Linked DNA regions of Homo sapiens: region 1 is linked to region 2. Evidence: chromatin loops called from intact Hi-C (ENCODE). Cell type or tissue: PC-9. All regions are shown on one strand. Each heading gives the region's core, and the rest is flanking DNA. Links, peaks and the distances in the headings are about the cores only.

Region 1 (4,380 bases), core at 184-4,183, 220 kb after region 2:
AGATGATGGGAAGATGGCCATCTACAAGCCAAGGAGAGAGGCCTGGGAAGAAGCCACTATTCCCATCCCTTGATCCTGGACTTCCAACCTCCAGACTGTGAGAAAATCAATTTCTGCTATTTCAGCCCCCCAGTCTATAGTAGTTTGTTAAGGAAGCCCAAACTAATACAACCCCCAAAGGTAAATTATATGCAATCATATGGAATAAATGCAAAAATGTCATTATGTGGAAAAAGACAGTAGAGAATTGTATATCGTATGCCACCATTTGCTTTTAAAAAGAAGTGGGGGAATGTGTGTGTGGTGTGTGTGTCTGCATATACTGTGTACATGTACATACATATATACATATATAAATCATCCCAGATCATCTCTGGGAGAATATGGAGGAAACTGCCATCAGTTATTGTTTTTCATTTATTTTTTATTTATTTATTTTATTTTTTTTTTTTTTTTGAGATGGAGTCTCGCTCTGTTGCCTAGGCTGGAGGGCCATGGTGCGATCTTGGCTCACTGTAACCTCCACCTCTCGGGTTCAAGCAATTTTCCCTGCCGCAGCCTCCTGAGGAGCTGGGATTACAGGCACCCCCCACCGCTACCACATCTGGCTAATTTTTGTATTTTTAGTAAGGGTTTCGCCGCATGGCCAGGCTGGTCTCAAACTCCTGACCTCAGGTGATCCGCCTGCCTCAGCCTCCCAAAGTGCTGGGATTACAGGCATGAGCCACGGTGCCAGGCCTTTTTTGTTTGTTTGTTTTAAATAGAGACAGGGTCTCACTATGTTGCCCAGGCTGGTCTCGAAGCCCTGGCCTCAAGTGAACCTCCTGCCTTGGCTTCCCCAAAGTACTGGGATTACAGGCGTGAGCCACTGCGCCCAGCCAGCTGTTGTCTTTTAGAGGGGAACTGGAGGCCTACATAAAGTTGGTTTCGTTTTCTTTTGTTTTTTGAGACAGAGTCTCACTCCATCGCCCAGGCTGAAGTGCAGTGGCACAATCTTGGCTCACTGCAACCTCCACCTCCCCGGTTCAAGCAATTCTCCTGCCTCAGCCTCCCGAGTAGCTGGGATTACAGGCATGCACCACCACAGCCGGCTAATTTTTGTATTTTTAGTAGAGACAGGGTTTCACCATATTGGCCAGGCTGGTCTCAAACTCCTGACCTCAAGTGATCCGCCCACCGTGGCTTCCCAAAGGGCTGGGATTACAGGCGTGAGCCACTGCACTCAGCCCTACGTAAAGTTTTAACCCAGTTAAGTATATTTTTTAAATCACTAAATAGTTCACACATATGCAAATGTTTAGAGAAAAACAATGAACACCAAAATATTCAAAAAGACTAATGTTTGGAAAGTACTCAGAATTGTATTCCCCAAAAATTCATTCCCCCAAGACCCACAGGCCTCAGGGGTCTGCAGGTCTCTCTCAGGGCCAGAGACGGGGAAGGGGCCACCTGGCAAGGGCGGTCCTTGGCACCTTCCCCCCTTTACAGAAGAGGTGTAGAGATGAGGGTCTCACTATGTTGCCCAAGCTGGTCTCGAACTACTGGGCTCAAGCAATCCTCCTGCGTCAGCTTCCCAATAGCAGGACACCCTGAGAAGTCTGAAGGCTCACGCCCAGACCCACGCACAGGTCTAGTTTTGGTCCACAGCATGGCGTGGGTGTGGCTTTGGAGTTGGCGGCAGCTGAAGGCTGGGTGACGTTAGCAAGGTCTCAGCCTCAGTCTCCTTATCTGAAAAACTGGATAGTAATTCCCTCTTTATACTGCGGCCATGAAGAAGAGGGCTGATGTGGGTGGAGTGACTGGTGGGGCAGGCGCTCTGTAAGTGGCTGTCAGCAGGGCAGGGGCTGGGCTCAAGCCTGTGACCACACTGCTCCAAGCTGGACACACGGTGGCGCCCTCGTCCCACAGGTGCAGCACCAGTTCTAGCCTCTGGTGGCATCGGTTACTGGAGGGAGGGAGGGAAGAAGAGAGGAACGGAGTTATATTTGCAAACACACTGCCCACTCTGGGCCCTAGGGGTGGAAAAGTGAATGAGGACCACACAGTTCCTACTCAAGGAGGCTGGATTGGAGGGGCTGGGAGCCCCAAGGAGGAGAGGAACGTGGGAGAGGGCACTGCCTGGGGATTTTGCAGTGGGTTGACTGGTGGCCCCCCTGCAAAAGACACGTCCACCTGGGACCAGGGAATACAGTCTTATTTGAAAAAAGAGTCTTTGCGAATGTAATGAAGATAAGAATCTCGGCCGGGCGCGGTGGCTCACTCCTGTAATCCCAGCACTTTGGGAGGCTGAGGCTGGCGGATCACCTGAGGTCAGGAGCTCAAGACAAGCTTGACCAACACAGCGAAACCCCCTCTCTACTAAAAATATAAATAAAAAATTAGCCAGGCGTAGTGGCGGATGCCTGTAATTCCAGCTACTTGGGAGGCTGAGGCAGGAGAATCGCTTGAACCCGGGAGGAGAGGGTTGCAGTGAGACCAGATTGCACCATTGCACGCCAGCCTGGGTGACAAGAACGAAACTCCATCTTAAAAAAAAAAAAAAGTAAGGATCTCAAGATGAGATCGTCCTGGATTATCCGTGGGGGGCCAAATCCACTGACAAGTGTCCTTACAAGAAGAGAAGATGCTGACACAGAGGGAGCTACACGGAAATGTCGGCAGAGGCAGGAGCGAGGCTGCCATAAGGCAAGGACACCTGGAGCCACCAGAAGCGGGAAGAGGCAAGGAAGGATTCTCCCCTAGCACCTTCAGAGGGAGCGGGGCCCCTCCAACACCTTGATTTCAGACTTCTGGATTCCAGAACTAATCATTTTTGTTTGTTTGTTTTTCAGTGACAGGGTCTTGCTCTATTGCCCAGGCTGGAGTGCAGTGGTGTGATCATAGCTCACTGCAGCCTTGACCTCCTGGGCTCAAGCGATTCTCCCACCTCAGCCTCCCAAGTGGCTGGGACTCCCAGCTCACACCACCATGTCCAGCTAATTTTTTAAAGTTTTTTGTAGAGATGAGGGTCTCACTATGTTGCCCAAGCTGGTCTCGAACTACTGGGCTCAAGCGATCCTCCTGCGTTGGCTTCCCAAAGTGCTGGGATCACAGGCGAGAGCCCTGCACCTGGCGTGGAGAGAATAAATTTTTATTGTTTTAAGCCACCAAGATTGTGGTCATTTGTTACAGCTGCCACAGGAAACTAATAGAGATGTTTAAATTTTCTTCCTGCCACTCGGTTCACTGACTCCCACTCCTAATAGCCTACAGGATTGTGCCCAAGGCCCCAAACTCCTGGCCCCCTACTTCCCCCCAAAACCCAAACTCCACCACACCCACTGCTCTCCAAACACACAGGCTATTTGACACCTCTGCACTCTTGCTTTGGCAGCTCTCTGTCTGGGATGCCCTTCCCTTGCTGATCCCCTGGACGACTACTACAGACATTTCAAAGTCCTCCTTCAACATCCCCTGCTAAGTATATTAGTATCTTCTGAATCAATGGCTTCCAGGACACTCACACTCCTCCATCTCCCTCAGCCCACTGTGTTCCTCGCTCCTTGTTTCATCACCAGCAGCTCAGCTACATGCCCCACCCCCTCCACTAGTCCTCTCCTGGCCTCTCCATCCCCAGAACTAATGCCCTCGTTCAGGAACCCCATCTCCCACCAGGCTTCTTGTGCCTACTCCTAACTGGTCCCTCTGCCCTGGTCTGGCCCCTCCAGTCCATCACCACTCTGTAGCCCTGGCGTTCAGCTCTACCATGTCACTCCTCTGCTCAAGAGCCTTCCATGGCTCCCTGCTGCCCTGAGGAGAATATCCAAAGGGAATGATAGTATCTTCAAATGCTCCTTCCCACCTCTCACCCCACCACTGTCCAACACATCCATGTGCTACACACCTCTGGGCATTTGCACAGGCAGTGGCCTTCCCCTGGCATGTCCTCTCCCTGTCTGCCAGGCATGCTCCAACCCATGTCTTGGGCAGCCCCTCCCACAGTACCCACCATTCAGCAGTGGCATCAGCTAAAACATCACAAGGCTGACCATACACCAGGTGCTGTCGTAAGCTCTTTACATGTGTTAACCCTTTGGATTCTCATAACAACACCAGGAAAAAGCCACCATTCCTGTGTCCAGCTCACGGATGGGAAAACCAAGGCCCAGATGGGAGAAGAACCATTCAGAAGTGGCAGAAGGAGGCCGGGCACGGTGGCTCACGCCTGTAATCCCAGCACTTTGGGAGGCCGAGGCGGGCGGATCACAAGGTCAGGAGATCGAGACCATCCTGGTTCACACGGTGAAACCCCATCTCTACTAAAAATTCAAAAAATTAGCCAGGCGTGGTGGTGGGCGCCTGTAGTCCCACCTACTCAGGAGGCTGAGGCAGGAGAATGGC
Region 2 (4,380 bases), core at 305-4,304:
GGATCCCCCAGAAGGAACCGCAGCTCGCGAGGCACCTCTCCTCGTCCCCACCCACCCCCACATTTGCACACCTTCCACAGGGTCAGGATGGAGTAGCTGCCTTGCGAGGTGGTGAGACTCCTGTCTCTGGAGGTCTGCAAGCACTGGTAGTGATATTGCAGCAGACAAGGTCTGGGTTGGGCGTCTGCAGGAGGACACCTTGTGGGACATCTGAGGACATCCGCAGATTCTTGTCAGCCTGTGAACTAGGCCCTGCCTCTGTCACCTCATTGGTCCATGAAGGAGCAGCCAGGGGTGGTGGAAGGAGCACTGGGCTAGGGGTCAGGGGTCAGAGATTCTGTCCTGCTCCTGGGATGCACTGGCTACTCCCTTAGTCTACTCCCTTCCCCTCTCTGGTCCTCAGCTTCCTCCATCATGGAGGAGATGGGATCATGGATTTTCTGGGCATAAGTGGCTGTTCTGGGAGTCATTCCAAAGAGAGAATAAAACTCCTGATCCAACTCGTGAGTGGGCTCTGTCCTCTCTGTGACTGCGGCTGCCACCTTGACCCCACCGGGCCCTCCACCTCCGTCCCTTTCCCAGTGGAGGGCAGGAGGGCCAGGCAGGGAGGCTGGTCACTCAGAGGGCCCTACGACCCCATCCCCGGAACACTGGCACAGGAGCCATCCCCAGGGGCTGGACAGCCAATGGGGCTTCCACAGAGCAGGTGCAGGCAAGCTGGTTCTGACAAGCCCAGGGAAAGGCAAAAGGACTTTCCAGCAGGCAATGCTGTCTAACGATAGAAAGAGCCGCTGCCGGTCAGGCGTGGTGGCTCACGCCTGTAATCCCAACACTCTGGGAGGCCGACGTGGGAGGATCACTTGAGGTCAGGAGTTCGAGACCAGCCTGGCCAACATGGTGAAATCCCGTCTCTATTAAAAATACAAAAATTAGCTGGGCGTGGTGGTGGGTGCCTATAGTCCCAGCTACTCAGGAGGCTGAGGCAGGAGAATTGCTTGAACCTGGGAGGCGGAGGTGTCATTGAGCCCAGATGGTGCCACTGCACTCCAGCCTGGGTGACAGAGCAAGACTCCATCTCAAAAGAAAAAAAGAGCCAGGCGTGGTGGCTCACGCCTGTAATCCCAGCACTTTGGGAGGCTAAGGCGGGCAGATCACCTGAAGTTAGGAGTTCGAGACCAGGCTGGCCAACCTGGTGAGACCCCCCGTCTAAAAATACAAAAAATTAGCCAGGCGTGGTGGTGCAAGCCTGTAATCCCAGCTACTTGGGAGGCTGAGGCAGGAAAATTGCTTGAATCTGGGAGGTAGAGGTTGCAGTGAGCCGAGATCATGCCACTGCACTCTAGCCTGGGCAACAGAGTGAGACTCTGTCTCAAAATAAAAAGAAAGGAAGGAAGGAAGGAGCGGGGAGGGAGAGAGACAGACAGACAGACAGACAGAAAGAGAGAGAGAGAAAGAGCCTGCTGCCACGGGAGGTGAGTAGAATGTTCCCCGTTGCTGGAGGAGTGCAAGCACTGCTGCTCCAAGGATCACTTGGTGGGTAACGGAGGAGCTTGAATTCAATAACCTTCATTTATTTGTACATCCCACAAATGTTTATGGAGCACCTACGTTGTGCCAGGCACTGTCCCAGACACTGGTACAACAAGGCCGAATCCCTGCCTGCATGGGGCTCACATCCCTGCAGTACTGAACACACGCTGTTCCAGAGGACGCAGAGCAGGCAGTGGAGGGCTGGGCTGGGCTGGGCTGGGCAGAGGGCAATCCGGGGAGGCTTCTCTGAGGAGGGTGCTCAAGTATTGGCAGCCAGGCTGGGGACAGGACACGCACCTGATAATGCAGTGAGCTCACTTCATGTCTGCCCCACACTGAACTGTGAGCTCCTTGTGGGCCAGACCTTGCACATACTCAGAGTGCCCAGCACACAATAGGTGCACAATAACTGCTAGTTCACCTGAAGTTAACTGATAAAAGGCCCTCTGGGTCTCAGCATCAGCAGGTGCAAATGTCCAGAGGCCTAGAGAGCTATGAGAACGTTGGTGCCTCCAGGAGATGCAGGAGTACCTGGAGAGGCCACATCACAAGCCAGGAGCATGGAGAGCTGGGCTCTGACTCACTGGCCCCCTGAGTCTCTCCAGGGCATGTCTGCTCACCTTCCTGCCATTCTGCCACTCCTCACTCTGGTCAGCAGGGGGCTCCCACCACACGTGGATAAGAGGTTTCAACGCTGCAGTCAGAATGGCTGGACTGGCTGCACAGGGCTGGACAGGGCTGGACGGGGCTGGACAGGGCTGACTGGCTGTCCCTTGCAGGGACGGGGTCTCTGTCCGGAGTAGAGCCCTGGCCTGGACGTCCTAAAGGGGGAGACATCTGGTCTATCAGGGCCCAAGGGCTCGAGCAGCCCAGTAGACACCCATGGACACAAACAAGCATGGGCCTCCCCGCCACTCGTGCTGGGCACAGTCACCCCTGCTGGGGCTGGCATTGGGCCTGGCACTGGGAGATTCGCGCACTCTTGCTTTCTGGCTGTGGGGCCCCGAACGAGTTGCTTACCCTCTCTGGTTGGAATTTTCCTCCCTGAGAGGTTGGGCCAGGTGAGTTCCATGATGCAAACCTTGAAGGGAGACTTCCACATGCAACAGGCACCGCTGCAACACAGCTCCTGCCCTGGAAGGGATGGCGGGGGAGGAAGATGAGCAGGTACCACGAAAGCCATTACTGTGTCAGGGCACGGGGCGGGGGGGTGACGTAGCCGTCAGAGCCACCCAGAGGGCCATGGTGAAGGCTCACCTCTACCCTGTGCCTTAAGCAGGTTTCCTAAGCTCTCTGAGCCTCAGGTTTCCCATCTATAAAATGGAAATAATTAAATATATGTAAAATGCTAACAACAGCGTTAGGCAGCTCCTGGGACGTTACATGCTACTATTATTATGGTCACAAGGCAGACTGTGGGCATGCATTCATGGAGCTACAAAAACATGGAATTGGGGCCATTTGAGGGGGAAAGATTCATGTGGGCAGTGGGGTAGTGGGGGAGATCTGGGAAGACTTCTTGGAAGAGGTGTGCTCAGGAAAGATAAGCCAAGTGGAGGTCTGAGCCTTCCAGCCAGTGGGGCCAGTAGGAGACAGGACAAGGAGGGCAGGTCGAGGCAAGGTATTTCTGGAACTCCCCTGGGCCCCAAACACAAGCCCCAGTGAGTCAAAAGAATGCAAGGTTGAGGGAGGCTGGGTGCTGGCTGGGACTGAGCTGCGTGCACAGTGCAGGATCCTTGCAGCTCTGGGGCTGCAGCTTTGGCCGCATGAAGCTCTGAGGGGGCATTCAGTAATGTGGCTGCTGAACGGAGACATCCCAGCCTGAGGGAGGACTAGCTTGGCACAGAAGGCTCTGGGTTGGAATAGGCCAGGGCAGCGGGGCTTGGAGAAGGCAGAGTGGGCCCCTGCCAGGTACCTGGGGAGGAGGAGCCCCTCCATCTTGAAGCCTGGCACACAGAGCTGCCAGGGGACAGGAGATGGGGGCAGGCAGCCCGAGTCGAGTGGCAGGTATGAAAGACCTGGAGAAATTGATTTATTAGGGACATAAAAGGAGCTAAATATGTTTGCCGGCTCAGTGATGACTCAGGCCTTCCCCAGGGGTCTGCAAGTGTGAGCATCAAAGACAGGCCTGCTCCCACCAGGACACTGCAGGCTCCAGACCCTCCTTCCCTTCAATGGGAGGACCACCTCCTACCCCAAGTGTCCTGAGAGCCTGGCCTCTGAGGGGCACCAGAGACCCAGCCACTCACTCCTGCATGCCTCCCAACTCTCCAGACTGCACCCAGAATGGCTGAAGAATGAAGCCAGAGAGTGACACACATCTGGGTCAAAATCCTGGCCTTGCCCCAAACTGCCATGTGATCCTGGCCCAGTGGGGACCCTCTCTGGACCGTCCCCGCGAGCCAGCCCCACCTCCCTCCCTGTCTGGCAATGTTGTCCCATCCCTTTTGGCTTCTTCCTGACAGCACAGCCTCCTCTGCCCAAGATCCAACAACCACCCTCCAGGAGAAAAGCCAGACTCCACAGGGCCTCTTTGGGGAGAACATGCTCTTCCCGTGGTGGTTCCAGGCCGGGCGCTGGGCTCTGGAGAAACGTGGGCGAATCTGGTCTGCAGGCAGGGCCGGCGGAGGAGGATGAAGTGACCTCGCTATGGGGACAGCGTTGGGAGCGACGGTAAGGATGAGGGAAGAGGGGCTGTGGGGCCTGGGGAGACTGGAGCACGGAGCCCCCACACAGGAGTTTGGCACATTTGAGAAGCGGTGAATTCTTTGGTGGGCCTGGAGGAGGCCTGCCTAGAACAGCTGGACTTGGAATGCAACAGAAGCGGAGACACACTGGCCAGCCTGCGTG

The links. Hi-C counts contacts between places; a loop is a spot of excess contacts. Peaks named below come from ENCODE experiments on the same cell type or tissue, not always from the same donor. Only the 100,000 strongest peaks of a DNase experiment are listed, where the experiment ranks them.
Region 1: a loop joins it to region 2, with 12 times the contacts of the local background. A loop is called at or near these places in 2 of 110 quality-filtered maps.

The regions. Positions count from the first base shown.
Region 1 is chr22:37,537,108-37,541,487 of GRCh38, forward strand. No RefSeq gene overlaps it. Among named protein-coding and RNA genes, the nearest start is that of CARD10, 20 kb to the left of the region's middle. RefSeq lists enhancers at 841-1,050, 1,157-1,658, 1,659-2,158 and a silencer at 1,777-1,966. In PC-9, for the core only: CTCF peaks have their summits at 1,929 (motif pointing right) and 2,128; a DNase peak (open chromatin) is centred at 1,904; H3K27ac peaks cover 683 bases.
Region 2 is chr22:37,314,842-37,319,221 of GRCh38, forward strand. It overlaps CYTH4 (cytohesin 4), which reads left to right. Exons shown (of 13, transcript NM_013385.5): 13 at 1-500. LOC105373024 (a long non-coding RNA gene) reads right to left here. Exons shown (of 4, transcript XR_938232.3): 2 at 2,551-2,664. Among named protein-coding and RNA genes, the nearest start is that of CYTH4, 35 kb to the left of the region's middle. RefSeq lists an enhancer at 3,093-3,950. In PC-9, for the core only: CTCF peaks have their summits at 2,196 (motif pointing right) and 2,399; a DNase peak (open chromatin) is centred at 2,170.